2 separate regions of the Homo sapiens genome follow, and region 1 is linked to region 2. A link is a loop called in an ENCODE intact Hi-C map of the cell type or tissue named here. Cell type or tissue: dorsolateral prefrontal cortex. All regions are shown on one strand. Each heading gives the region's core, and the rest is flanking DNA. Links, peaks and the distances in the headings are about the cores only.

Region 1 (15,217 bases), core at 4,575-8,574, 190 kb after region 2:
ATTTCAAGTTGGGTTTTCTATTATACAGCCGAGTAATGATAATCTTTAGCCTTATAGTTCAGGAATGGATTGCTTATAGTTATCTATCCAGTCACTTGCCTTCCCAATACTCTTGGGTAGAAGAGGAAGGGGTAGGTAGTACAGCAGCCTAATAAAAGGAACTTAACACTTGTATCCTATCCAGACCGCAGGAGTAGTGGGTGCCAGTTAAGGATGTGCCATGAATACTTGTGGCAATGACAAATTACTGTGGAGCCTGTGAGTTTTTATTTTATTATGACTTCCGTTTTCTTTTAATTTAATCACCACTAAATTTTTTATAAGGAAGAAGGAAAGCAAGGGCAGATTAAGAGAGCCTGTAAAATGCATTACATCTTTAAAACATGGATTTCATTACTCACATGCTTGTAAAATGCTTTCATGAATATCAAGTCTCTTCACACTCCTCCCCCACCAAAAACAGAAAAGAAAATGAGAAAAAGGAAATGGTTGTGGTTCTATTTGCTTTATTTTCCTGCAAAATGCTTTGAATCCTGTGAAAACCTAGGTGGACTTATTGGCATGTATACTGTGTCTGACCATTATCTAGGGTGGGTGTTGGGGCAGAACATGGCCAAAGGCCACTGCCCCACCTGTGACCAAACAACCACTCCAACCATGGCTGCTACCTGTTGGGCTCTAACTAGAGGCATCAAATGCTTCTAGGCTGCACAGTCAAAGACAAGGTTGAGGAAATTATAATTAACAGGGGCTTGAGTGGCTGCCATTGATCGTCAACAAATATAGTTTTGCCAGATAGATATAATCAGCTCAATAAGAAATTTATTTTGTGATCCTTTATCTTCTTTCCCAAACAGAAAAAAAAAATCATCTTCACAAACTAGTTTATTATTTGGACTAGATTGACTAATGTGGTTTGGGCCTATAGGGGCTTGTACAGCTGATTTCCAGGTGATCAAAGGGGTTCTAATAGAGAAAATATATATATATATATATATAATATATATGTATATGTATGTGTATAAAATATGAATATATATTTACTGTATTAGTGTATTCTCCAAAGAATGCCAAGAGGTGCCAGCAGCCACCACACTGCTGATAAAGACATACCCAAGACTAGGTAATTTATAAAGAAAAAGAGGTTTAATGGACTCACAGTTCTGCATGGCTGAGGAGGTCTCACAATTGTGGCAGAAGGTGAAAGGCACATCTTACATTGCAGCAGACAAGAGAGAATGAGAACCAAGCAAAAAGGGAAACCTCTTATAAAACCATCAGATCTTGTGAGACTTATTCACTACCATGAGAACAGTGTGGGGGAAACCACTCCCATGATTCAATTATCTCCCAGAGCATCCCTCCCACAACACGTGGGACTTCTGGGAGCTATAATTCAAGATGAGATTTGGGTGAGGACACAGCCAAACCATATCTGTATGTGTGTATGTATGTATAAAACAACTGCCTTAGAAGCAAAAGAGTGCATTCTTTTGAGAGACAATATATAATGTAGTAGAGTACAAAGATCAAAAGATTTGTTGTGGTTCTGACTGTATTATTAAGGACCTATATGTCTTGGGCAAGTCATTTTGCCTCTCTGAATCTCATGACGCAGTTTTTTGTGTTCTCCAAAAAAAATATGTCCAAGTCCTAATTCCTGGTATTGAGAGCATGACCTTATTTGGAAATAGGGTCGCTACAGATGTAATGAAATTAAGGATCTCAAGATCATTCTGGAAAGCTGGGCCCTAAATCCAATGATTGCTGTCTTTATAAGAAGAAATAGAGGGAGACATGAAGACAGAGATGAGAGTGATGCATCTACAAGCCAAAGAATGCTAAGGGCTGTCGGCAGCCAGCAGAAGCCGGGAGAAAGGCATGATACAGATTTTCCATCAGAGCCTCCAAAGGAACCAGCTCTGCCAACACCTTGATTTCTGACTCTGGCCTCCAGAACTGTGACAGAATATACTTTGTTGTTTTTAGCCATCCAGTTTGTGGTACTTTGTTACAGCAGCCTTAAGAAACTGAGAGATTTTCCAGTTCAGAGGTTACACCTGAAAGCATTGGATTGATTACAATCATCTTTCTCCACTGTGCGATTTTGGGTGGAATTGCAGGGAAATTAAATTTACCTAAAAAATAAAGACATCTGAATCCTTTGTTTTGGAATTAGAGAAATGGTGCTCAAAGTCTCAAATTCTTTTTCTTTTCTTTTTTCATCTGGATGAGGCATTAAAGCACTCAAGAAAGGGCTGTTTAAAAAATATTCTCAGCCTGTCAAAAATAAAAGTGATATAAATCTAAGAGGAAGATCTGTAATTTGACCAGGGTAATTGGGGCCTGCATTTACATTGTTGATGAGATTCTAATAAAACTTCATTTTACTGGGACACAGAGAATAAAGAAATCAAAAGGGATGATTATTTCAGCAAAACTGGTTTTGTCTTTTAAAGTTTCTCTTAAAATATAAGGGCTTTAACTCAATAATAAATCTTGTATTCAAGTTGATGGACAGCTAACACTCAAATATACCACTGCATTTATTCATCCATTCACTTATTCATTCAACCACAACTATACATTGAATCTTCATCATGAACCAGGAGCTAAGCTTCGGGCTGGGGATAAATAGGAGACCAGAGCAGAGAGACCCTAACTGATAGAGTTAGAATCTAGAGGGAGGTAGTAGTGGGGGAGGCAAGGGGAGACAGAAAATAAGCAAGTAAACCAACAAATATATAATTACAAGCTGTGATCAGCTCTATAAAGTAAATAATGTAGGGTCAGACAATGATAACAGGGGGGCCAGTCCCAGTGGCCCACACCTGTAATCCCAGCACTTTGGGAGGCTAAGGTAGGAGGATCGCTTGAGCCCAGGAGTTCTAGACCAGCCTGGGCAACATAGTGAGACCCTGTCTCTACAAAAAAATAATAATAACAGGGAATCTGAGATATGAGAGGGTTTTTCTCTGCATGCAGTATGGAAGCTGATGATATTTAAGGTCTGAAGATACAAAGGAAGCACCCAGGCAGGGAGATGGGAAAGGGGAACATTCCAGGTGAAGGGAACAACATGTAAAAGCCCAGTGTGGAAGAAAGAAGCCAGTGGGCCCAATGACCTGAAAGGTGGCCCACGTGGATAGCGCAGGGTTGGGGGGAAAGAGGTACAAAATGATGCTGGAGAAGTAAGCAGAGGCTAGATCTTGCAGGACCTTGAAGGCCATGATAACATGTTTGGGTTTTATTAGCAATTTATGTTTAAAATTAAAAATATATATATTCCAGAGGCTGTGTAGAGAACAGATTGGAAAGGGTCAGGAATATGTGTGGGAGATGATTAGGAGGCTCTGGCTGTGATCCAAGAGAGAAATGACAGGGCCTGGACAAGGTGGTAACAATGCAGATGGATGGAAGTGGATGGACTGAGAGGCATCTCCACTGCATGGCAGCTAGGAACAATTGCTTCAATCCACTGTGTGTTCACTTAGGAGGCAGTCAGACTGTCCTCTGGGTGACAGCACCAAAGAGAGAGGTCCAAGCAGTTAGCCCCTGATACGCTTTTAATCCAAATAGTCTAGAAGGGAAAAGAAATGTTAACAGATGCCAACACTTGGAATATGAACTGGGATTCATTCTGGAACTTTACAGGAAATCCAAATTATTGCCTTTGTATGTTGAGATTCTTGCCCCATTTCAGAGATTTGGGCTTAATATCTACCAAAAAGGCCAAAGCAAAGTTAATCAGCATTTAAAGAACAAGGGTAGTAAAGTTGTCCTACCAGGACCTTCCAAGAAGGACCATCAGATACAAGGGTATAGAAACCAGGGAATGGGAGGAACAGTAGCAGAAATAGGGGTTCTTACTTGGAAATGAGAATACTCAGGGGACACTCCCCAAGTGCCTTTGAGTTTTTTAAGAACTCTGACCAAGAAGAGCCCAGTTCTGTGTAGCCACCAAGTGCAGCACTCTGGCCCAGTTAGAAGCTGCAAGAAACAACTAAATGAAGAGGAGCTTTTAAGCCATCAGAACAAGCACAATAGCTGTGCTGCCTTATGGTGGTAAGTTCCTCTTCTCCAGAGGTATTTAGGCAAACAGCAGAATACACGAACAGTGCCTACCACGAATTTTGTAGGATTCATATATCTGGTATGGGCTGGGTGGTCCCTAAGTGCCTATTCGTCTTCCTTTTAGCAGCTGTTCATGTGTATGACCATAGGTTGGCAGAGACCCATTCCTCCAGAACATTTCAGCCTTTTGAAAGAAGACTGTCCAAGACCAAATTCCTTCTCTCTTCTCCTGAGCAGTGTACCAGCTGATATATAGATCCCAAAATAAAGAACTGCAGAAGAACTTGGCAATATCTTGGTCTCTCCATCATTCCTTTCAATGGATTCCACTGCCAAGTGGAATCAATACACTCACTGGTGTCTGCATAGCCGCCTCACTAACCTGGCCATGCAAGGAATCACATCAAAACCTTGCCATGTTACAATGCCTTTCCCCAGATGATGCTAAGTTGGGCCGTGCTCCTGGTGCACACATGAAGCATCATTAAATATCATGACAGGATGTGAGCAAAACATCAGGAGACTTCAGGGATCAAAGAAGCCCAACACAGTTGAAAAGCAGCTCTTTAACGGGGGGGTGGGAGCAGGAAGTTTCCCTTTGTTAAACAGCAGCCCTAATGACTTCTCCCTGCTTGCCTCATAAAGGCTGCCTAATTATATCACATATGTCTGCACCTCTCATTCAAGGCCTCCTCGGTGTCTGGGTCCCCTACTGTCAACCTCATAGCCCCTGAGGTCATAAAAGCCAGGGGAGTCAGCTGCTGGAGATCTGGTTTTGTAGCTGGGTTTTCTGGCTTTGGTTGGACATACAAACAAACTCTCATTATATTTTGGCAGTCAAACCAGGGAATGAAGAGTAACAGTCCTTCCTCAAATGAATACCTGTTTGTTTCATCTTCTTTCAATCTTTTGGAACCACCTAACTGATATTTAAGATTAAAGGTGGCACCTCATTTCCAAACAGGTCTAAAGAGACCCAAACTGTATCTCAGCAGTGGGCAGACCATAAATCCAATTTTTCCATTCATCTTGTATCAAGATGGAAACTAACTGGACTCCAGGCAGTCTCAAGGGTGCCACAATAATCCCTGAAGGCAACCGACATGGCCAGACCGGCCACACCACATCCTCAAAGACCTCCCTCTTCTGGGTCCCTGCAGAACATCTGCTATCTGGATCACTCATTTTGATACTTAATCAGACACACCTTTGCCCTGCGGTTTATCTATTCTTGCATATGTCTATCTCTCCCCAACTTGATCCAAAGCTACTTATGAGGGATTCATTTGGTTGGTTTGGTTTGGCTTGGTTTTGGTATACCTCTTTTGGCTCCAGTAGGAGGTTTTGCAAATAGCTGATAACAAATGGATGGATGGATAGACGGTTGGGCAGATGGACGAAAATAGGCACTGCCATGTTCCAAATCATTAATTACTATTTTGAGATGTGAATCCCCAGCCTCCCAGGTGGGTTGTGTGGTTGCTTTGATCACATCTGCCATATCTGAACCTTAGTTCGGAGGAGCCCTCACCTTAGGTTAATTTATGCCACGGGAAAATTGTCTCCCTAGTACCCTGGTATTGCACACTGCGGCACCTCATGAATATTCCAACCTCATAAATCTGAACTCTGACCTTTGGAAAAGACACATGAAAAACCTCCCCGGCAGAAGTTTTTTTTTAACTCTTATGCACCCTATTTCTTCGGGCCCCCTTGTGGCCCATTGCCACCCATTATAACTGCTCCCAATATTTGGCCACCGGCTTTGGGGACAATGCTCTGTAAGGGGCAGCGTTGCATGGTAGGCATTGCCCTTTCGGAGTCAGAGAAGTCTGAGTTTAAAACGTGACCCTCCCACTTTCTAGTTGTGGGGCTTTGGGTGAAATACATGACAACCTCTCTGTGCCTCAGTTTCCTCCTCTGCAAATTAACCCCCCTCATTCTGCCGTTGTGAAGGTTTAAGGAGACAAGGCACATACGAACTAGCGTGCAGCAATTTGCTCAATAAACAGCCACTATTACTGCTATTCCCTGATGGTACAGCTTGTTCTTCAGGATTCACAGTGACTAAAATGGCTGCCCGCCTACAAGTAATGCATCCAAAGCACAAACACTTGATACTGAAAAATATATATGCACATAAACATTTACATATACGTGAAGACAAACCAGCTAGCAAGCATCAGACTTTGTATTAAAGAAGTGTCCAGATGCAGGGTGTTGTCAAGATTTGACTGCCTGTCCAAAATGGTTCTGATTTCCGCCCCTTCATTGGGAAAACAAAAGACAGTCATGAGGCCGGGCACAGTGGCTCATGCCTGTAATCCCAGCACTTTGGGAGGCCGAGGCAGATAGATCACCTGAGGTCGGGGGTTTGAGACCAGCCTGACCAACTTGGAGAAACTCCATCTCTACTAAAAATACAAAATTAGCCAGGTGTGGTGGCGCATGCCTGTAATCCCAGCTACTCAGGAGGCTGAGGCAGGAGAATCACTTGAACCTGGGAGGCAGAGGTTGTGGTGAGCCGAGATCATGCCATTTCACTCCAGCCTGGGCAAAAAGAGTGAAACTCCATCCCAAAAGAAAAAAAAAAAAAAGACAGTCATGAAAGCTGACATTTAGTTTTACTTTGGGAAGGTGGGTAAGCCCCACTCCATTCCTCCCCAGCAACAAGGCAACTACTTCACTCTGTGGGAAGTGAGAAGGGAAGATGCAGCCTGATGCTGCCAGTTGTTATTGTTTGTGATTCTGCCTCAGTTTTTTCCTCTGTGAAATGGGACCCTGGATATCTTGTTTCATTCTTGCATAGCAGCTGGGCACAAGAAAGACCCTCAACAAATGCTTGTTGAACTGTTGCTGGAGGCAGGCAGCTGATGGCATGTTTTCTGGCACTATATAGAACTTTCGGGCTGGGCAGGGTGGCTCATGCCTGTAATCCCAGCACTTTGGGAGTCTGAGGTGGGCGGATCGCCTGAGGTCAGGAGTTCGAGATCAGCCTGGCCAACATGGCAAAACCACGTCTCTACAAAAAATACAAAAATTAGCTGGACGTGGTGGTGGGCGCCTGTAATCCCAGCTATTAGGGAGGCTGAGGCAGGAGAATCGCTTGAACCTAGGAGGCAGAGGTTGCAGTGAGCTGAGATTGTGCCACTGCACTCCAGCCTGGTCAACAGAGCAAGACTCCATCTCAAAAAAAAAAAAAAAAAAAACTTTCTGACTTCAGTTTGTTTGAACATTTGAAAAGATGTCAAAACTCCAGCTTCTTTAAGGTAAAGTTCTGGGTAGATTGATTGGGTGGGGGCTGTAAAAATGAGGAGACAAGAGAATGGAAACATCTGATGCTGGGATTTGCTCCTGAGAAGAAACCATTTAGGACTTTGCTTGTTGTGTTTGACAGGTTACTGTTGTTAGGCAATCACAAAGGTGCCCCAGTATGTGGTCCATTTGGGAACAATAAAAGAAATATAAGGGCCAGAACTTGCTCCAAGAAGAACATTTTTAGTTTCTCCTTTGAAGCCAACATTAGATTGTTGGCACTGGAACTAAGAGCTGTCTCAATCTGGAGCTATGTTTCATCTCGAGATGCAAATTCATCCTGCAAATACACACATAGCTCTTCACGTAGGTGCAGCTTGTGCTGTGCAGCTCCGGGGCTGCATCCCCAGAGGACTCTGGGAGACCCCCTCACTGCTGTCTGGCTGCCTCCTTAGCCACCCATAGGGGTGTTTGGTGTCACTGCTCCTTGGGTAGCCTGATCAAATGCTGGCCTCCAGCTATGCCACTATTACCACCTCAACATAGAACTATGGACGTTTAACCAACTTCTTTCCCAATGCAATGTCACTCTGGCTGATGGTCCTATGGTGCCTAAATGAACTCATCTCTTGACAGGGAGCTCATTTCTTTGCAACCAAGACCATTCTATCGTTGAGTAAGTCTGACTAGATAATATTTTTGATACTAGGGTGAAATATGCCACCCATTAATTTCTACTTATTGGTCTCAGTTCTGCCCATGGGAATACTAAGACTACAATAAATGAATATCTCAGAGTATCAAAGGATAATGACTTTACCACAAACCCCAATTTTTTCATCTTGAATATAAAAATCAAGTTTCAAAATCCATATAGCTCTCCTCCCATTCTATTCCTCTCTTTTCCTTTATTAGCTTCCTTCCTTCTTTCCCCTTTCCCTACCTGACTTCCTCCCTCCCTTCTTCCTTCTTTTTTTCCTTTTTTCATCAAAGCACCATTAGGCAGGCCTAAATGAGATAGTGGCCCTGGGAGATGCAGACACACCCTGGTGTCAGGGCCCACACGCAAGGGAGGCAGGAATCAGGGAACTGAGGGATTAACTATGTAGAGGGAGACTGAGCTAAGAGCCAGCTTTCTTACAATCAAAAAGGAAGGTACAAATATAGAAAGGAAGAAAACTAGAATGTACCTCCTGATGTTGGATTGGAATTGGAAGCATCGGTATGAATTCATGGAGTTCAATATATAGAAACAGATTATGTCTATATTATATGAAATATAGATGTTAGTTTATATATATTATATAATGTGTAACTCCCTACCTCTACCCATCGATAGGGCCCGAGAGCAGTGACATCCCACTAGCAATGAGCACATCTATTACCCGAATCTTCATTTCTAAATATAATTCTTCACTAAAAGAAGCCAGGGCTTCTTGGAGAAATCATTGATTCCAGGGCTGGGGCAGAGAAAGTGGAAGATGAGCCTGGAACATCTAGTGCTGCCAAAAAGTAAGGAAGTGCTTCAAGAATGATGGGGACGTGTCAGAAATATAGGAGCCAGTTTGGATGGGCTCCCAATGGCCAAATCTGGAAAACTTAGAGCATCAAAATAAATTATCATACTAACAGATTATAGCCATTGAATAAAATTGAAATCCATAAATCTATACATAGATAGATATTTTTATATGAATAAATAAATGGGGAGAAGGAAAGCTTTTCTTTGTAGTAGAAAGACAACTACTAAATGCAGAAGGAGCCACGACATTAGAAATTCACCACTTGACAACCACCATAATAACAATTAATTCAGGCAGGAAACATCAAGCGAGGCTAAACTAATGGTTTAAGGTGGAGAGAGAGATGGGATTTTACACAGTATCAAAATACCTCCCACAAGACATGTATTAAATGCCAAGGTGGGAGGATGGTATCTTTACAGCAGAGAAATCTGCAGACACCATTTTAGTCAAGGGATCAAAGTTAATACTACCAGTAGCGGGTCAAATCCACATCGTGTACCTACCACCCATAGATTTCAATGGAAAGAACCCACCATTCCTGATATTTTGACTCAAAATACATAACTTTGGTCTCATCAAGAGGAAACAAGGAACCAACACAAATTGAGGGACATTCTACATAATAACTTTCCTGTTTACTTCAGAATTTTCAGAGTCATAAAAGTCAAAGAAAAACAGAGGAACAGTTCCAGATTGAAAGAGCCTAGAGGGACACAATGACTGAGTGCTACCTGTGACCCCGGCACGGATCCACTGCTATAAAGGATGTCTCTGGGACATCGGCAAAACTTGAGTGGGGTCTCAGGGCAAAGGATGTACAGGAGTTCTTTGTACTATTTCTGCAAATTTCTGTAAGCTTAAAACAGTTTTAAAATAAAAATTAAAAATGTATGTACACAGTAATCCAGTGCTTTTTAAAGTTTCCCCCTTAAGAAAATTCTCTCTACCTAATGATACTTAAAATCCATCAATATGATTTCTACCCACTCCCATCCTCCTGCTTTCTCAGACTTAAAGTTTTGAACTTCGTTCCGAGCAAGTGTACCTTGGAGAGAGAAGACTTTAAGCCAACACTCATTTTCAATAACGTTTCCCAAAGTAGCTTTGTTAATTGGTATTAAGGAAAAGAAATTTGTGTGCTCAAAGAAATTCTGAAAACATCATTATGCAAAGTTTCTTTACAGCAGAACTCCTCAGAGCCTTTATGAGATTGATGTGTATTTTAAATTCACTTGAAGAGAAATAGCATTTGGAGTTACCTGATCATGGCACCTTACATTCCAAAAAACACATTTTAGAAAATACTGGCTGACAGATTCCAATCAGTAGCCAATAAAGCATTGACACTTTAGATTCTGGTGTAAGATGGCCTGGGTTCAAATCCTGGCTGCCCCACTTAGTAATTGTGTGACTTTAGGCAAGTCAATTAAATTCTCTGTGCCTCAATTCCTTCATCTGGAAAATTGAGGTAATAAGAGTTCTTACCTTGGTGTTGCGGTGATAACCAGAATGATAATAAAGATAAAAAGTTTAGCACAGTGCTGGGCACAGGTAAGAATTCAATGCATGTTTGCATGGCATGTTTTGATATTCCTTTATTATTCTTTCTTGGGGGCCTGTTTGGACTGGAACAGGGCCTTTGTGGGTGGAGCCATTAGAGAATGCCACCAAGGTCAGGAGAGGACCAAATGGGCTGCAAGAACTAAGAAGCTGAGGTACTCAAGGCATACTCCTCGGACATCCCAGCTTTGAGAGTGTTGTTGTCCAAGCCCTCTTTCTACACATCCATGTAGACACCCCCAGGAACCCCAGTATGCTATAGGGGCAAAGACCTAGACAGGGCGAGGCTGCTCCATCATTTACCCAATCACAGAGAACCTGTCTTCCCAAGGACAAACAAAGTGCAAGAAAACACTTTCCCCTTTGCAAATAACTGTTGCTACTTTCCTCTCTGTGGACATGTTCAACTGGTCCACTGAGTTAGCACCCCACCAACTGTCTCTGGCCCCTCAGCCCCGCTGTCCTTTGCCACAGAGAGGGAGGAGGGGTTTGGAGAGTGTGGCTGCCTGCCAAATGGGGTGACCCAAGCTGGACCCCATGCCCCAGAGTCACCACAGAGGAGCTGACCCAGGGGGGCTGTCAGCTCACCACAGACAGGCTTCACAAGCGCTTCAGAAAATGAAAAGCTTTATTAAACTTTCAAGCCCAGAACAGATGTGTCCTGACATAAATATTCAAAAGAGCCCATCTGTTAGGTAAATCGTCTTTCCATGTAGTAACGAGGGACCGTATATCAGTAAGACCCCATTGCTATGAGAGCCCAGGAGTGCTGGAAACCCTGCAAACAGATGCTCCTGGTATTCCAAATAAAAGCAGCCTGAGAAGGAGAGGAAACTCAAGCCAAGACCACAGCCAGGGGGCATTTCACTGCTATGCCAATCAGGGCCTCTGCCCCACCAGCAGCCCCCAGACAGGTGATGTCAGTGATGGAACTCCAAAGGATTGAATAGGCAGGGGGATCAAGAGAAAAACCAAATCCCCCCACAAACACCCTCAAGCTAGGTTTTGGTTAGAGATGTTAAGGTTCCTCCCTGGACTGCAAAAATGTACTTATCCTCCCCCAATCAGTTAATGCCTTAGGCAAGGCACTTCACCATTCTGCCGGGGCTTCCTCTTTTGAAAAATTTAATATTCTCCAATGAACATTGTACGGTGGAAATAATAATAACAATAATGAATAGCTTACACTATATAGCCTTACTACGTGCTAGGTACTGGCTCATTTAATGTTCCCAGCACCTCTCTGAGAAAGATACTCTTAGTATTCCCATCTTACAGATGAGAAACTGAGACACCGAGAGAATGAGTGATTTGCCCAAGGGGTCAAGGCTGGCAAGTGCTGGACCAGGACTTAAACCCAGGCAGACCACTCCAGGGGCTGAGCATTAGCCACCACCATGCTAAAATGGCACAAAAATAAAAGACAGAACTGCTTCCTACCGGGGAGCTCACACTCTAATGTAGAAGAGTGAAAGACACATTAGAAGATCAAAGAAAGCACACAAGCAACTGCTTGACAATCCTGCTTCACAGAATAAAATATGGTGCATCCGTAGTGAGGCGCTGCTGAGGAGGGAGGACCTGGCCCCCACTTCCAGGCTAGACCCAAAGTCCTTGGTGTTAGCTCCCAGACTGGTCTGCCTGCTCCGTGTTCCCTCCGCTCTCGTTTACTCCCTTTGTCCTGCATACATTTGTGTTGCCCTCTGTCTGCATGGCTCACTGGCTCCCTGCAGCACCATCCCCCCTACTCCTTGCCAGGGCACAGTCTTCCCAACAGGCTCAACTCTCACATTTCCCAAGTCCTAAAAAATTCAGCCACCCAGCAAGCTAGCCTCCCTCTTCGGAAGTCTTCCAATAACCGTCAGGTGCCCCACTCTTTCTCTGAACATGTTTCCAGTCTTGCGCAATTAGTTAACCCATAGGCTGTTCATGGGTAGCTAAGCTTACTGTAGCTAAGATATTCAAGTGCCTAACATGGGCTCAGCTCTGCACACACACCCCCCTATGCTCCAGTTACACTGAGTTTCTTCTCACCCTCCAAGAACACACTAAGTATCATTATAAAAATTATATAATTATAATAAGAATAATTTCTCTTTGTGTCAAAGAAGACTTTTTGCGTAAAGTATAACATTCCAAGCAAAACAAGTTTATGCCAAAAAATATAAAAGGAAATGTATTGACTCAAGTAACTGAAACGTTCCCTGAAAAGCCGTGGGGTGAACCGGTACAGCTGAATCCGAATGCCCCGTTAGGATCCATCTCCTTCCTGCCAGCCCTCCCACTAGCCATGTGCTCAGGATATCATACAAGATGCCCTCTGCTGCTTCAGACTCACTTCCCACTAATCTACCAACCCCAGCAGACAGCAGCGTCCTCTTCCTAGTTCCAACAGCCTGTGGTCAGGCACCATCTCTGAACCAATCACTGCTGCCTGGAGACTCAACAGTCTCATTGGCCAAGATGGGGTCACATACCCACCCTTGGGCCCCATAAGGAGGGGCAGAGGGAGCAGCCCCACCAATATGGACTGACAGTGGGAGAGATGTTTCCCCAAAGGGTATTCTATTCTGAGTTACCAGAAAAAGGGTGAATGAACACCAAACAGGTGTAGAACACCACATCTAAAACAACCAAAACTCATATCCACTAATTCAATCTATTTGGTGAGTGCTTCCCATGTGCCAGGATTAGGCTAACCCTTTCTACGAATGAAGATTAAATAACATACATATAAAGCACTTGGCCCAGGCTGGGTATATAGTAGCTGCTTGGTAAATGGCAGCTACTGGAGACTAGGTAGGTTCTATTATTATCTCCATTTCACAGAAGGGGAAACTTGGTTAAAAGAGATTAAGTCATTTGTCTCAGGCCACACAGCTTTGAGAGGTAGAAATGCGAGTGTTCAGAGCCTACTGATGTCTACTTCCATCCCCAGCTTACCTGGGAAACCAATCAAGATCCAGTTCAGACAGAGTACAAAAGATCCTTCCCCTGAATCTTGTACATCCCTCTATTACGGCACCAAAGCCCCATATTGCAGCACTTTATTTTTTCCATTCTATGATGTATTGTATTTTTCATATTTCAAAGTTTCTGAAATGAAGGCTCAACATTCATTGTGTATAATTAAAGTGGTAATCTTTTTTTATCCCCAAAATCTCCTTTTAAGTTTTTTTTATCCCCAAAATCTCCTTTTAAGTTAACACTGCATCTTACAATCAATCCATCTTTCTTTTTTCTTTTTTCTTTTTTTTTTTTTTTGAGATGGAGTCTTACTCTGTCCCCCGGGCTAGAGTGCAGTGGTGCAATCTCAGCTCACTCCAACTTCCACCTCCCAGGTTCAAGCAATTCTCCTGCCTCAGCCTCCCCAGTAACTGGGATTACAGGTGCTCACGACCAAGCCTGGCTAATTTTGGTATTTTTACTAACGACAGAATTTCACCATGTTGGCCAGGCTGGTCTCAAACTCCTGACCTCAAGTGATCTGCCTGCCTTGGCTTCCCAAAGTGCTGGGATTATAGGCATGAGCCACCATGGCTGGCCTCAATCCATCTTATAATCAAGGAAATGCGGCATATGTTTCTAGGTCTAAAATGCAAGCTCCTTGAGAAGAAGCTTATTCATCTTGTGACCTAAACACTTAGCTCAAAGTCTTTCATTGTGTGTTGATTAATGCAAGGAGTGTTATTCAAAGAGATGTGTCTTTAACATTCATTCATTCAACAAATATTTATTGAGCACCTATTACGTGACAAGCCAGGACATAGGAATATAATGTCAAACAAACCTGGTGAGGTCCCTGCTCATAATATCTTTGTCGTGTCTTAATAGGGATAGACAGGACTTGGAGGGGCAAGGGGAGAGCCGTGCCCCAAAGCTAGCAACCTACGTCCTATGAGCCAAGATGAGAAGCCAGAAGGTTGCAGAAGATGAGGGTAGTTAAATGTAAGTTTACAAAGGTCTTCAAACACATGCTGAGGAGTTTAAATTAAAGGTAGGAGGCAAATGGGAGCTCCTGCCGATTTCTGAATGGACGAGTGACAAAATCAAAATAGCACTCAGAGAAAATTAGCCTAGCTGTTGGTTATAGAATGTACCAGGAGGGGTGAGGCTGCAGGTGAAAACACTCTCTAGGAAGGCGGCTGCTCCAGAAATCAGCATGTGAGGAGATCAGAGCCTGGACTCTGTGGGAGGCTTGGCTGTGTCATTGGCTGGAGAAGGTCAGATCCCAGAGATAGAATTGCCAGCCCATTCTGAAAGGAACAGTCTGAGAGAGGAAGCAGTCAAAGGTGACTCCAAGGTTGAAGGCTTGGGAGGCCAGGATGCCCCTAGTGACCATGGACACAGGAGATGCCAGATGCTTAGGAAGACAGATTTTAGGTGCCCTTGGGAGACACAGGCAAAGAGAGAGGGTAAAGGTCAGAGCCAGGGAGGAAGAGCGAATACAAACCACATCTACTAAATCAAGGGTGCCAGAGATGGACCTACCTGTCCAGAAAGCAGAGAGAAATGCTTTTCCCTTCTGGGTCCAGGAAGGCAGCTCCATAACCCGTTTCTGACTCCAGAGAGGAATAAGAATAAACTCACTGCTTAGATCTTTGTCTTAAGTTGAGTTGACAATTAGGCAGAAGACCCAGGCTAGGAAACAGCTAATTGACATAACCTTGAGTCATTGCAGAAGCAAGATAATCAGTGAAGACTGATTAAGCAGGAAAATAAAAGGCACACAGCCTAAGGTCAGACAGAGTCCAAAAGTTCAGCCTCCAAATCTACAGGGAAGTTTATTGTCCTCCTATTGT
Region 2 (15,217 bases), core at 5,496-9,495:
AGACTAGTGAAGAGACAATTACATTGTAATCAAGAAGGAGGAGTCAAAAAAGCCTTTCAAGGCCAGGTGCAGTGGCTCACACCTGTAATCCTAGCACTTTGGGAGGCTGAGGCAAGCGGATTGCCTGAGCTCAGGAATTCGAGACCAGCCTGGGCAACACGGTGAAACCCCATCTCTACTAAAATACAAAAGAAATTAGCTGGGCGTGGCAGTGTGCACCTGTAGCCCTAGCTACAGGTGCTGAGGAGGCTGAGGCAGGAAAATTGCTCAAACCCAGGAGCCAGAGGTTGCAGTGAGCAGAGATCATGCCATTGCACTGCAGCCTGGGCAACAGAGCAAGACTCTGTCTCTACAAAAAAAAAAAAAAAAAAAAAAGGCTTTCAGGAGTAGTGGAGAGTTGTGAGTTTTGATGAACTAGTGAACCAGAAGGAAAACTAGAAGAAAAATATTCCTGGAAAATGCAACATGCACAATGACACAGAGGGCAAAACATCATGACAAGCTAGGAGAATTGCAGATAATGCAGGATAGTTGGAGGGAAGAATACATTCAGGAGGCTTGTAGAAAATGAGGATATAAAGAGGTCACTAGGGCAAAATCACAAAGGTATTTATGGATAAAAGTATTGAGTTTCAACTTGGAAATTAAAATCTATGGTTAACCATTGAAAAGCTGTAAGCATGCGTGCATTCACTCATTCAACAAATATTAATGGAGCATCCCCCTGAGCAAGACCTTATACTGGCATAGCACTAGGGATACCTCAGTGGACAAGATAGATGTGGTCCCTGCCCTTGTTGCACTTACAGTTCAGAAGAAAAAATATGCAACTGAATTCATATTTTAGCAGATATGATCCCTTTAGTAGTTTTGTAGGGAATGGGCAGGCATGGGAAGGGGAGGGAAGAATGAAGGTTTTTCAGATGCATTTCCAAAACCATCCTCATAGTCTATCCTTCCCTCTGGCCTCACCTGTCTTCACATTTACCAAAGACACTCTAAAAATTCCATTTCTAGGATACCAACTTTATATGTGCCAAGCAAGGATCTTTCAAACCTATCCTGTTTAAGCTCCTTTCTATTTTCTCCATGGCAAGAAAGACTCACCAAATGTCAGAATTGAAAGAGACCCTAGAGACTCTGATCCAAGCATGTACGAATATGGAAACTGAGGGCCAGAAAGAGCAACGAGCACCTGCAAGCTCCCAAGGATGGTTGCAGCAGAGCCGGCAGGAACTCAACTCTCCCGTGTTCCATTCCAGTGCTTTTTTCACCGCACCTCACTAATGCCATCATCCTTGGACTGCTATGCTTCAGCAGCCGGCAAGAGCAGCATGCAAAAAAAGCCGGGAGCATGGCAGAGATTTGAGCCTCACTGAAACGTGATGGCTTCATTCGGCAGCCATCCAAGGTCCCAGTGAAGGCTGTTTTCCTCCACTCAATTAGACAGAGGACTGGGGGAAGATCAGGCTAGGAAATTCTCTGGGGTCTCATCTGTTAATTGAAGTCACTGTCAGATTTTCCACAGTATGACAGATGATCAAAGATTTCTTCTCCTTTTCTTTATTGCCCTCTTATTTCAAGGCAACATTAGGCCAAATTACAAGTAAGAAATAGTACAATCTATTTTAAAATGGAAATAAAACAGTCAAAGGGGAACGGAAGGGCCTAATCACAGATATTTTCAAAGTCTGATGCCAAGGAGCATCCATTTTTCAAGGGGGAAGAGAATTTCATTTTGGATGATTCTGTGGAATTGTGTGAGCTCCATATTGGCCCAGTCTGTCTCAGCCATGTGCCAATCCCCTGCTGTTTCAATACGTGCAAGGTCTCAGGTCCTTTGGGCACTGGACGCATCAGTGATCAGCAAATTAACAGCCTGTGTCTATATTGACATTCATGTTCTCAACTTAATGGTTAATTTATTTAATGAACCGCTTCTGTCCTCATTAAAAGTGTAGGATGTCAAAAGTGTATTGGACTAGGCAATATGATAAATAGATAGGGAGGGGTCCTCATTCTCAGGGTGAATTGTTTGCATTTCATTCATTCCATGAACATTTACTTCTGAGTGCCTATTATGTGAGTGCCTGGTCCCGGGGTAGGTCTGGGGCCTCCAGCTGAAAGGTGCTCCCTCCACCCAAAAAGAGCTAAGCAATGGTTAATATCAACCAGTTTACAATCACCCAACAATTAGGTGAGTGCCCTGAAACTCTCTGAGCTGAAAGAAGATTGCTGAATAAAGTTACCATCAGACTGAAGACAGAAGTGTCAGCCTAAGCACAAATCTATAAATTTCCTGATTGTTGATAGGTAGTACTCCCAAATAATAGGCGGGGGAAAAAAAAAACTCATCCAACAGGAATAAAACCAAGAATTGCCCATTCCGAATAAAAAGGGCAACAAAAGTTCTATCCAAAACAAGCAGAACTCAAACCAACAATTATCTCTAGGTGAGATTTTCTAATCACTAAAATCATGAAGAAATATCTTTCCTTCCTCCTTTGTGCTGACAAGGCATCAGCTTCTTAGGGCACTGATTGCTTTCTGCCTTTCACTATAGCTATTTGTAGATATGTCTATCTCCCCTACTCCATGGTAAGTTCTTGAGGACTCTGAGTTCCCGGTGGCTAAACCACTGCCGGGTCATGTTGATTTCTCAATTCATGTTAGATGCATTGCAGTGAAATTCCAAAATGAGGGATATGTTTTTTGTCATAGATAGCCCATCCCTCTCCCCTTACTCAAGACCATCAATATATAGAGAAGTGGTTAAAAGCACAGATCCTGGAGTCCAGCTGTCTGTGTCTAGATCCTGGCTAGCACTTACTGGCTATGTGACCTTGGGATAAGTTATTAATACATACTGTATGCCAGTTTTCTCATATACAAAATGAGGATAGAAACATTACTGCCTCACATTGTTGTGAGGTCCGAATGTTTTAACATATGGAAAATAATTTGGGTGGGGAGGGGGGAACAAAGTAGGGAAATCTTGCAAAATTTGTCCTCCCCAGGGGCAAAAAATGTCACTGGAAAACTGCTTCCTATTATAAGTGGATTTGCTATTTCCAGAAAGTTGCCCATTTTAGGGTCTGAGTCACATTTTAGCTGAATCTCAGTCCCAAACTTAAGAAGTTTTCCCTTAATTCTTCTTTTTATTAAAGAGAAGCTCTAACAAAGACTAAGCATGTGTTATATAGCTCAGTGGTTCATACCTTTAAAAAATGAGAATTAAATGAAAACTGACAGCCTCAATAATATTTCAAGTCTCTCATTAATCTACTCTATACCCTTTTAAGTATGTGTTACATGGAAGAGACCGTGAGCCCCATGGAAGTAGAAATCTTATTTTTAAAATCTTTGATGTCATATCACTTAATACAGCATCAGATGTATAGTAAGTGCTCAATAAATATTTCATGAATAAATAGCTCATTTTATTTTGGGTCACATTTTTTATGTATTTCCTTGATATAAATAAAGCTACAAATTACATTAATACATATATACGTGTGTGTGTGTATTAGTCCACTGCTGATAAAGACATACCCAAAACTGGGAAGAAAAAGAGGTTTAATTAGACTTACAGTTCCACATGGCTGGGGAAGCCTCAGAATCATGGCAGGGGGCGAAAGGCACTTCTTACATGGTGGTGGCAAGAGAAAATGAGGAAGATGCAAAAGCGGAAACCCCTGATAAACTCATCATATCTCATGAGACTTATTCACCACCACGAGAACAGTATGGGGGAACCGCCCCCATGATTCAAATTATCTCCCACCGGGTCCCTCCCACAACATGTGCGAATTATGGGAATAAAATTCAAGAAGAAATTTGGGTGAGGACACATAACCAAACCATACCATTCTACCCCTAGCCCCTCCAAATCTCATGTCCTCACATTTCAAAAGCAATCATGCCTTCCCAACAGTCCCCCAGAGTCTTAACTCATTTCAGCATTAACCTAAAAGTCCACAGTCCAAAGTCTCGTCTGAGACAAGGCAAGTCCCTTCCACCTATGAGCCTGTAAAATCAAAAGCAAGCTAGTTACTTCCTAGATACAATGGGGGTACAGATATTGGGTAAATACAGCCATTCCAAATGGGAGAAAGTGGCCAAAACAAAGTGGTTACAGGGCCCATGCAAGTCCAAAATCCAGTGGAGAAGTCAAATTTTAAAGCTCCAAAATGATCTCCTTTGACTCTATGTCTCACATCCAGGTCACGCTGAGCTAGACAGGACTCTAGGTCCAAATCTACCTGTAACAGGAAGCAACTTTCCAGGGACATATTTGCCCCTGGGTAGGACAAAGAGCTACAGATTTTATTTTCTAATTTATGCAATGATTTCAAAACACCAAATCATAAATTGTGTACCTAACATTTATAATGGTTATTTCTAGTTCAAATGACACTGGTAATTCCAAATAAAATGCATCAGGGAGGAAATGCCCCTAAATGCCATATACAGCGACATAGTCACAGGAAAGAGATCAAGCAACATAGTTTCATCAGACTTATCCCCCACCCGGCTTTAGAACCAAAGTGTTCCTGGCTTCTTTGTAGCTTCACTGGGAAATGTAGAAAATTCCCTTCTCATTCTCTCTTGTAGCCCCCATTGGTGGTAAAAAGCAAATCACATGAGATGATTTATCTTTATGAAAGTAACAAAAACTAATTCAAATATTGTTCCCTTTACTTCCATTTTCTGTCTTCTTTGTGGTGTTACCTTTGGTAACCCAGATGCTAAACAAGACTGTTAATAAAGTAAAAAACGATTGTATGCAGATTAGGTCCAATAGGTTTCCAAACTCTGTTAACTTATATGAGGGGAAAATTTTGAAAGAATTCTGAGTGGCAAAATACTATATGTAGTATAACCAGTGATAAACACAGATCTTAATAAAGAGCTACCATTTACAATCTTTTCCTTCAATATTTTAGGAATAAGAGAATAATTTTTGCAAGAAGCTAAAGAGAAAAGTTTAAATTCAGGACATTTTAGATAACCAGGAAGACTAACCGTGTCTAGATTACAAGAGAGAGAGAACTCCCTTACTTGAAAAATGCAATTAAGAAAAAGGGATGTTAATGAGAATGGTTCTAGGAGAATCAGAAAGTGGGAAATAAAGTCTTTTTGCTAGTTTAACATTAAGATCATGTTTTAGCTTCATTATGCTAAAGAACACATGAAAATTATATGATTTGTTTGTATTTTCTGTAAGGCCAATTTTCTTCAGTTTGTATCACATTTTTTTTAAGTAAGCATATCATATTTTTGTCCAATGTTTAGCTTAGGGACTCACACTAATGTCATCAGTGGAAATGCAGGCTAGACTGCTCAGAACATATGCAACTCCACTGCCCCCTGATGCCAATATACTAAAATTGCAGGGGCAGATCTTTAAAGCAAAAATTCCTCTAAGGAGACTTTAAATTTGCATAACAAAAACTGCCTTGTAATTTCACAAAAAATACACTTTGACATTAATGCAAATGAGAAAAATGTAATGATTTTTAAAAGCTAATTAAAAGGCTAAAGGAGGCAAAATTTTTCAGTCTTGATAAAATTAGCAATATAAAATTTTTACATGACTTCACCTCATTGTTATATTATTATACTGTAAAATTTGGTGTTCTCTTTCTCCTTTTGTAAAAATACTTCCAGAGATTTGAACAACTTCTTAAATGGTGGCTTACACAATTGCATTGGTCAGGTTACTGGTACAGCTGCTGTGAGAAAGAAACCCAAAATCATAATGACGCATATAAGATAGAATTTTTTTTTTCCTCATTTAAAAAAACAAAGAGCCAGGCATGATGGCTTACACTGGAACCCCAACACTTTGGGAGGCCAAGGCAGGTGGATTGTTTGAGCGCAGGAGTTGGAGACTAGTTCCCGTCTTTACAATAAATACAATAATTAGCCAGGCGTGGTGGCACGCACCTGCAGTCCCAGCCACTTGGGAGGCTGAGGTGGGAGGATTGCTTGAGCCCAGGAGGTTGAGGCAGCAGTGAGCCATGATCATGCCCCATTGCACTCCAGCCTAGGTGGCAGAGCGAGACTCTGTCTTCGCAGAAATAAAATTAAATAAATTAAATATAACTTTTTAAAAGTAAATAATAAGAAAACAAGGTATGAATATTTGATAATATTAAATAATAACTTTATTTTCTTAAATGGGATAATGGCATGGTAGTTATGTTTTGTTTTGTTTTGTTTTAAGTCCTTAAATTTTAGAGAAGACTGAGAGGAGTGGGGGTGATTAGGTAAGACTGCCAAGGGCTGCTAGGATTCCTTCACAATTATCAGAGATATCTTGTTGATCATTCTCCTTTCCAAGGAGCACTCCTGCTTCCACCAGCACATCCTATAACATACTGCAAAAATGAAAAATAGGAGAAAGGAAAAACACATTCTTTGCCTATAAGGACTTGATCTAGAAGTTGTACACATTACTTCTACTCACTTCTTAACTGCCCAAGATTTTAGCCCCATGGTCATATCCAGAGAAATGTGATGGACACATCTTGCAAATGAAGTCTTTAAGAGGGTGACCATGTACACAAGTAAAAATTCTGTTAGTGTGTAATTCTATTACAAAAATTAAGGGAAAGCTGGTGGCCTCAGTAATATTTTGATTCTTTCCTTTACTCTAGATGCTTGTAAATAGGTATTACTTTGAAGGAAGACTAGTAAACTGTTCCAGAGCAGAGAGGGCCAAAGGGATATGAAAACTGAATGCAACACACACTCTAAAGGACATTATTAGAACAACTGGCAAAATCTGAGTAAGGTTTACAGATCAACTGATTGTATTGCATTAATATTAATTTTATAACTTTGATTGTACTGTGGTTGTGTAAGAGAATGTTCTTATTTTTAGGAAATACATCCTGAGGAATTCACAAGTAAAGAACCATCTGCCTGCAACTTTTTCTTAATTTGTCAAAAAATATAGACAGAAAAAGCAAGAGAGAGAAAACAAAAGCGGTAAAATGTTAACACTGGGGGACTCTGGATTAAAGGCATCTGAAAAAACTTTGTACTATTCTTGCAACTTTGCTCTTCAGTCTGAAAGTATGTCAAAATAAAAAGTTAAAAACAGTACTACCTTAATTCTGACTCAAATTAACTCATTAGATCTTTTTTAAGGTGGTTCATTTACAGTTTAGCCATTATATAACACCTTGGTTGAACTCAAATTTCAGAAAATTGAGTAGACTTAGTTGCCATATTTGGTCTAACTTACCCTCCCACCCACCATCTTACAATGAAGAGGGTTATAATGGAGAAATGATTTGCAGCATTACAAATGGTGAGAGGAAGGCCACACAGGCACAGCTAAAGTAGGCAGGAATCCAGAGGAGGCAACGAGGAGAATTCCTGGACCAGAAGCAAGGGCAGACACTCTACCCCAGCTTCTCCTTCTGCCAGATTTGGGGAAAAAGCAGAATTCTTGTCCATTTATGCTCAGGCTCACATTGCCATGACAGTAGCAATCTGTGCACTTCCATTTCGGGGATGCATAGGAACCTCAGATCCTCCCAGTTCTTAAACCAAATTTGGCATCAGCCAAGGCTTTATCCTTGTCAGAGCAGACAAAGCTGTTCTGATGCCCAGATGTCCCTGTGTGATACCTCCACCTCCAGCCTGCAGTATTGCAGAAAGTCAGTCTTCCCACACAATCTTCAAAGAGTAAGAACCCTAAAACCGTCTGCTCCATAAAGCTTTTTTCTGATGGAGAGATGCTCCTTGCTTTGATCTATCACAAGCAGACTGCCTACAGACTCTTCGCCTTCCCCTAATGGTGATATCTACTTTTAGCATGGGACAAAAATACACATCTAACTCCAGGGTCCTGACAGTCAACAACAACTGCTGATTGGTTATACTTCAATTTTGTTTTAAGCACCAAGCTCCTCCTTCGATGCTTAGATTGTGACATATTTTTCCAAGCGCCCACCTTCACCCCAGTGGTTGAATAGCTCTTAGTAGCACCTCCCAAACGGGACACTTCAAGGGCAGAGCCCAGGTCCAGGGGTGAGTGGAGACTCTGCCACCATTCAGCTGGTTATGTCATGCCAACTTGAAAGCAGGGAGCAAACGTCCTCCCCAGGAGCTCACCAGGCTTTGCAGCAAGGAGCTTCTCTTTTGCTGAAGTTACTCAAAAACAAAACCGTAGGGAGAAACCCTGTTGGGGAAGCAGAGGGGGGCCCTTCTCCCTCTTTATGGCTTGCTGTACTCAAAAGAAACGGGAACTTATTCAATGTTTTTAATATGTACAGCTAGTAATCATGGCCTGCACTTGCCAGATAGCATTCACATCTTCTCCCTTTGGATTTGAAAAACACATACAGATGCTTCTCAACTTACATCCCATTAAACCCAACATAAGTTGAAAATATCATAAGCTAAAAATGCATGTAATACACTTCACCTAATGAACATTATAGCTTAGCCTAGCCCACCTTAAGTATGCTCAGAATGCTTACATTAGCCCACAGTTAGGCAAAATCATCCAACACAAAACCTATTTTATGACAAAGTGTTGAGTACCTCATGTAATTTATTGAATACAATACTGAAAGTGAAAAACAGAATGGCTGCATGAGTACTGGGAATGCTTCACAGGGGTGAGTAAAACGCTATCTCCTCCCCATGTCTTCTAAAAGTGTTGGATAACTAGATAAGTTCAAATGATATTCAGCATCATCACAGACCTGTAATCTATAAAATGCCAAATCATCTTGGGAGAACAAAGGAAATGTTGCATGCTCTAACCCTGAAGGTAGTTTATTCCTACTTGTTTTAAATCCTATTGCTCTACTCTAATTGGATTCATGAGTTCTATAATGCCTTATAATAGCTACACAGAAGCAATGACCTAGATTCTACTCAACCTTTCTCAAGCCAGGAACTCAGAATCCAACACCCGAAGGTTGGCCTGTTTTAACTGAACAGACTATTTCAAGTGGCTCTGATCAGAAGCTACAATGCATTTGAGGCTATGGCTATTTTCTTGCCACTAAATTTGCCTGTGTACCTGTCAAATGTTCCTTTTCTCTGCATGACCACTGATCTGATGAGGGAAAAAAAAAACTGCCTTAGCAAAAAGTATGTGTTTCATTTCCTGATCTTGGCAGCTCTAAGCTCCTCAAGACTCTTGGAGCCACCACTGAGCAAATCTTTTCCCTCCACCAGTGATAAATTTGTTGCAAAGGAGAAGGAAAATTGCATGACACTTGTAAATAAACAGCTTCTGAAATCAATGAAGACAGAGAATTACTTTTGTTCCTAATTTATTTTTCCTCCTTCACAGAAAGCTGCCAGTAACCCTGGCCTGACTCTAACACCTCTCAGGACTGATTCTCCCTCTACCTTCATTGAAAGGCTGAATACCATATATCCCTGGAACTCACTGGTGAAGGAGGGCTTGGAAATGCCACATCCACACTCTTGAGCTCAAGTCCATTGAGACTGGCATATTCTAAATCACAGGAAGAAGTACTCCTTTGTGAGCTTGTGGTTTGCCTAACCTTCTGCTAACTGGTTTTTACAGGCTTTTAGGAGACTAACATATTGGGTATGGAATCACCAGTCTACAAAGTCAGACCACAGAGGGCTTATTCTACCCTGTTTCACTTATTTGCATGCAGTTTGCACCTTGAGCAAGGAACACAGCAGCATGCCTAGAAGCCTCCATGGCACTAGAGAGGCTGAGGACTCAGTCCTTGCTGGAATCATTTAATATTTACTCAGGGTTTATCTATACAGCATAATGACTGATCCCAAGGGCCCTGGTTTGAATCCCAACTGTGCCACTTATTAGTTGTGTGACCTTGAACAAGATAATTCACTTCTTTGTGCATCAATTTTTCTCATCCATAAAAGGAAATTACTTTATAGAGCTGTGAGAATTCAAAGAGCTCAAATGCATACAAGTCTTAGAACAGAGCCTGGCACATAGAAGACTCTCAATAAATGTTAGCTTTGTTGTTATAAGCTCCTCTTAATAGCTATCAGCTGTTTTCATTAATTTTGGCCATGTCTACGGGACCTGAAAAAACCTAAGTGAAAGGTTCACTCATATTGGCTACTACCTTAGGCCATCCCAAATGGAGCAAGGACATAGGTCAATTAAGAGCTGGAGAAAGGGGTGATTCTAAATGCCAACTCAGAGCCTCTGACACTGATCAGATTTACAATGTTATTGTTACCACCCACGCATTCATCATTATTTTCTCTATGGTGACACCAATCATAATTGGAGGATTTGGTAACTGGCTAGTCCCTCTGATAATTGGTGCACGCAATATGGCATTTCCCCAGATAAATAATATGAGCTTCTGACTCCTCCCCACCATTTTCCTACTCCTACTTGCATCCTCAATAGTAGAAGCTGGTGCTGGGACCAGCTGAACAGTTTATCCCTCTTTAGCAGGGAACCTAATACATGCAGGAGCCTCCTGTGGATCTAACCATCTTCTCACTCCACTTGGCAGGTGTTTCTTCTATTTTAGGGGCCATTAACTTTATTACTACGATTATTAATATAAAACCCCCAGCTTTATCCCAATATCAAACACCCCTTTCTTCTGATCAGTCCTCATTACCATAGTCCTTCTACTCCTCTCTCTTCCTGTCAGGGGTTATCTCCCACCCCCAACACTCCAGTAGACTTTCAAGCAATGGCAGCTGGTATAATACCCATCACCACTGTTCCATCTTCTCCTTTTACCCCTGTCTCCTAGGTCATTTCTTCCATTCTTATTCTTCTAAATTCTTACCTTTTTAGCATTCTTTCTTTAATACCTATAGAGGTGGTAGGGCTTTGGGCTTCATGAGTGGCACTGCTTAGCAACACTAGACTGGGATTGCTGACCCTAAACAGTACATGAAAAGTTCATAAGATTCGTGCTCTTCACAGCTCAAATGTCTGTCTGGCTCTCCCCACTGCCACACAGACTCTGTAGGATTCGTGCAGAACATGCCAAGGGGGAAATTCTTCAGATGTGATGGGTTGATATTTTGAAAAAATATTTACAAAGGAAACTTAAAGTAGTTTCCGAGTTGTTGTTTTTTTTTTTAATAAATCCCTATTATCTCAGCCCTTGTTTTCCTGTTTCTTGGAGCAATGCAAGAGCATAAGCCAGAAATGGCAAGACTGGCTTTCGGTAACACTTCTAACATTGACTTAGCATGTGACCTCAGACTAGTACATTTCAGGATTCTCATCTATTTAAAATACAGATAAAAATGTCTGAGTTTATCTCATTGGGTGTTACGAGGGTCCAGTGAGATGATATATATGAAAGTGTTTTAAAAACTGTACAATTTTTTACAACTATAAAATGATATCATTATTTATGACATACTTGATGATGAGTCCTGGAAAGGATAGAGTAGAGATCGTGTCTGAGAAGTAGAAAGGCTGGAATTTTAGTTCCAAATCTGCCACAAATTGACCTGATAACTTTGGGCAAATAACTTTCTCTTTCAGGTCCTGGGTTTTCTCATCTGGAAAACGAGTGGATTGGACTAGCTGAGCTCTAGGTTCCCTCCCAGAAGAATAGTCTATGAATCCAAGCCAAAGAAAAAGAAGGAAACTAATTAAGTTCAAGCGACATATTTTTAAAAAGATTACATTTTAAAATAATAATAAAGAAGATGCAGAAATGCAGATATGGCTTATGATCATGACATTCTCTCCACAAATCCATATATGTCCTCATAGCCTGATTTGCCATTAACAAGTAGTTTTTGCAATGCATTATCTCAAGAAGGAGATTTTAAGATAAATGATTTATGGGCAAAGAATCCTCATTGCAAATGGACTAATCATAGAAGTCTGCCTGCCTGTGCCTATGTACATGCATGTACACATGTACCCACACACACACAATTCATTGATACAGAGGCCGACTCTAGTAAAGGTTACTTTGATGTCCGGGAAGCAACGCCTCTACAAATACTCATTTCTTATTCAAGAGAGTAAGATGAACTTCCAAAAGTCAATGGCTATTTGGTGACCAAGAAGACAGCTCACCTGACCTGGTTATGGCTTGTGTCCTGTGTTGATACCTTCTTGACTTTGACACTATAATCAGTCATAAGTCCCAATATCTTATCCACTGATGTTCTTCCAAACTGAGATGTTTTTCTAGCAGTTTTGCTTTTCTTAGGAAATGCCTAAGATTACTCTTCACCAAGTCTCTCAGCATCCACATCTTTCTTGTGTCACGTCTGTTGGTTGAGGTTGAAAGCTGTTAACTTTTACATGTATAAATTCTTTGTCTCCTATATATCAGTCATCTGCTCACAATTCTGTTTAAATTTCTTTTTAATTGAACTGTAGACATAAATTAAACCTTCAGTTTGTTATTTTAATAGTAATTGTAACAATTAACCCATAATTGTTTTTATCGCTAACATAATTATTAAATAATAACTGGTGTGTTCATTAACATAATAAGTCTCATTAATTGCATGCCATCTCGCAGTGAGATTAACCTATGAAGATCAGGCAGAAAACAGAATGTAAGCAGAATCAGAGACTCTCCTCAGAGCTGTCTGGGAAATTTTTGAAAAAGTTAGGCTTCAGAAGGTAGAGGCAGAGTGTTGAGAGGGCAGGGGGTGCTGCCGTGTCAAGAGTAACAATATCAAACAAAGCAATAAGTGTACAAAGCAGGGTTATTGTGTAATTTTGAAAGATGAGTGTCTTAGGGAAATAATACTAACAAAGAATTTTAGGAATGATTACAAAATAAAGGCCTTGGTCTTCAGAATGAGAGAAAATTCTCTCCCTCTCAGCTACATATGCCCTAGGATCCACATTGATTGGTTTACTGATAACGCCCTGGTGCTGTGTCTTAATCTCTTCAGCTGCTATAACAAAATGCCTTAGACTGGGTAATTTACAAACAATAGAAATTTACTGCTCACAGTTCTGGAGAATGGGAAATCCAAAGTCAAGGTAGCAGCAGATTCAGTGTCTGCTGGGGGCTGCACTCTGCTTCCAAGATGGCTCTTCCTTGCTGCGTCCTCGCTTGGTGGAAGAAGCAAGTGGGCTCCCTCAAGCCTCTTTTACAAGTGCAGGCATCCTATTCACAAGCGCTCCATGCTTCTCATCTAATCACCTCCTAAAGGCTCCATCTTTTAGTTCTATCTCATTGGAGATTAAGTTCCAGCACATGAATTTGCAGGGGGACACCAACATTCAGAGCATAACATGCTGATACTATATGTGCTGAGGTTAAATCAGCAACTACTTACCTTTTTGTGTTTTCATTCTTGACTGTTTTCCTTCCCATCTTTATTTCTACTCATTGTTAACTTACCTGCCTACTCACCCTGCCACAACTCCCATTTGCCTGCAAAATTTCTCTATCTCAGCCCACCATCTTTCTTTTGGACTTCTTTTGCGTTTCATTTTCCTGCCTATTGGTGGTCATGCTTACATCAATAACACATACATTAATGTGTCAGTTTGTCCATTTGATGATAGGATTGAACTTGCCATTTGCACACCATGCCCCTTATTTTCACCCTGCAACTGAGTTGCAACATTTCAGTTCTTGAGACTCTCTCTCTCTCCTCTCTCTTTTTTTCTTTTATTTTTCTTTTCTTCTTCTTTTTTTTTTTTTTTTTTTTGTTGTGAGACAGGATCTCACTCTGTTGCCTAGGCTGGAGTGCAGTAGCCCGAACTTGGCTCACTGCAACCTCCACCTCCTGGGCTTAAGTGATCCTCCTGCCTCAGCCTCCTGAGCAGCTGGGACAACAGGTGCACACCACCATGCCTAGCTAATTTTTGTATTTTTTGTAGAGACAGGGTTTCACCGTGTTGCCCAGGCTGGTCTTGAACTCCTAGGCTCAAGCGACCCACCTGCCTCAGCCTCCTAAAGTTCTGGGATTACAAGTGAGAGCTACTGTGCCCGCCCCTGACTCTGTTAAGGAAGTACATATCTGCGTTCTCTGAAAGATGCTAGGCTTGGGGTTAAACATGATGGGACCTGAATCTTCCTGTGACCAATCCTGATCAAGAGATGTCAGAGGCTCCTCAGGGCATACAGAATAAGTTCCAAACTCCTCAGCCTGTCCTTCAGAGCTCTCTACAGGTCATTGTTAAACTATCTTGTATCCACCTATACCACCCATCTAGGGTAGTCACTTGTTCTCCTGAAAGGTCGGACAGTGGATTAAATTGACATTGCACTATTTTAATTATTTTGTGTGTGTGTTTCTAGAAGTTCTATTTTATCCTTTTCCAAATCTGTTGGTCATTTTGAATGGTCTCCTGTTTTTACTCATACTTTTGACTTACTCTTTTATTTCTTTAAATTTATAAAACATGGCTATTTTATATTCTATATCTGATAGTTCCTTTGTCTGAACCCTGTGTAAGACCACTTCTGCTGTTTGTTATCTGTTCTGACTTCACTCATGGTTTCTTAGTTCCTCATGTGTTTTGTTATTTGTGTGTATATCCATGTGTGAGTTCATGCCTATTGGAACTTTATGTGTGGGAATTATATAAGCCACATGTTGGGTGGTTTATTCCTCCAGAGAGGATAGGTATTTGCTACTGCCAGGTACCTAGGGGCACTATCAACTTGAAACTACTTTAAACTAAATTCTTGGATCACCCTTATACTTTGTGTGCATCCAGGCCCCAAATCTGCATAAGGGCTAGTTTGTGTTATGAATTATCAGGGGAAGATTTTTTCCTTATTCTGAACCAAAGGCCAAGATAGCAAGTTTCTTTCTTATCTCTCCTTGTGTGCCTTTATTTTCTAGGTCAGCCTTTCAGTAACGATGTTGTCCTTCAGGATGTTGTCCTGGTGTTACTGTGAGGGACTGACAATCCAACTCCCTGCTGTGCATTAGCCCAGGGCACTGTCTCCTGTTTCCCCAAGTGATCACCAGGGATCAGAAAATTCCCTTAAGCCAACTGCCAACTTTGGTGCACACTCAGCCATCTGGGCTTGTGTTTCTACCTTGTTTGATGCCTCTGAAAATTACCCTTAATTTTTTCCAGTTCAGCCATGCATTTAAAGAGTGGTTTATTTCTATTTCATGAGGCTGTTTTTTAGCAGGATTTCAAGATGTCAAATTCACATTATTGCAAAAACCAGAAGACCTGCAATTTATAATCTTTTTCAGCACTGTTTCTTGCCCTTAGAACCTTGACATAACTATAGTCATCTTGCTGCCG

Evidence for each region. Hi-C counts contacts between places; a loop is a spot of excess contacts. Peaks named below come from ENCODE experiments on the same cell type or tissue, not always from the same donor. Only the 100,000 strongest peaks of a DNase experiment are listed, where the experiment ranks them.
Region 1: it touches region 2 in a loop (6-fold over the local background); 1 of 110 quality-filtered maps calls a loop at or near these places.

What each region holds. Positions count from the first base shown.
Region 1 is chr2:219,853,903-219,869,119 of GRCh38, reverse strand. No RefSeq gene overlaps it. Among named protein-coding and RNA genes, the nearest start is that of LINC01803, 43 kb to the left of the region's middle. RefSeq lists an enhancer at 7,249-7,750. In dorsolateral prefrontal cortex, for the core only: no CTCF peak of the experiment used is centred there; no DNase peak of the experiment used is centred there; H3K27ac peaks cover 2,104 bases.
Region 2 is chr2:220,044,252-220,059,468 of GRCh38, reverse strand. No RefSeq gene overlaps it. Among named protein-coding and RNA genes, the nearest start is that of MIR4268, 150 kb to the right of the region's middle. In dorsolateral prefrontal cortex, for the core only: no CTCF peak of the experiment used is centred there; a DNase peak (open chromatin) is centred at 7,534; H3K27ac peaks cover 2,354 bases.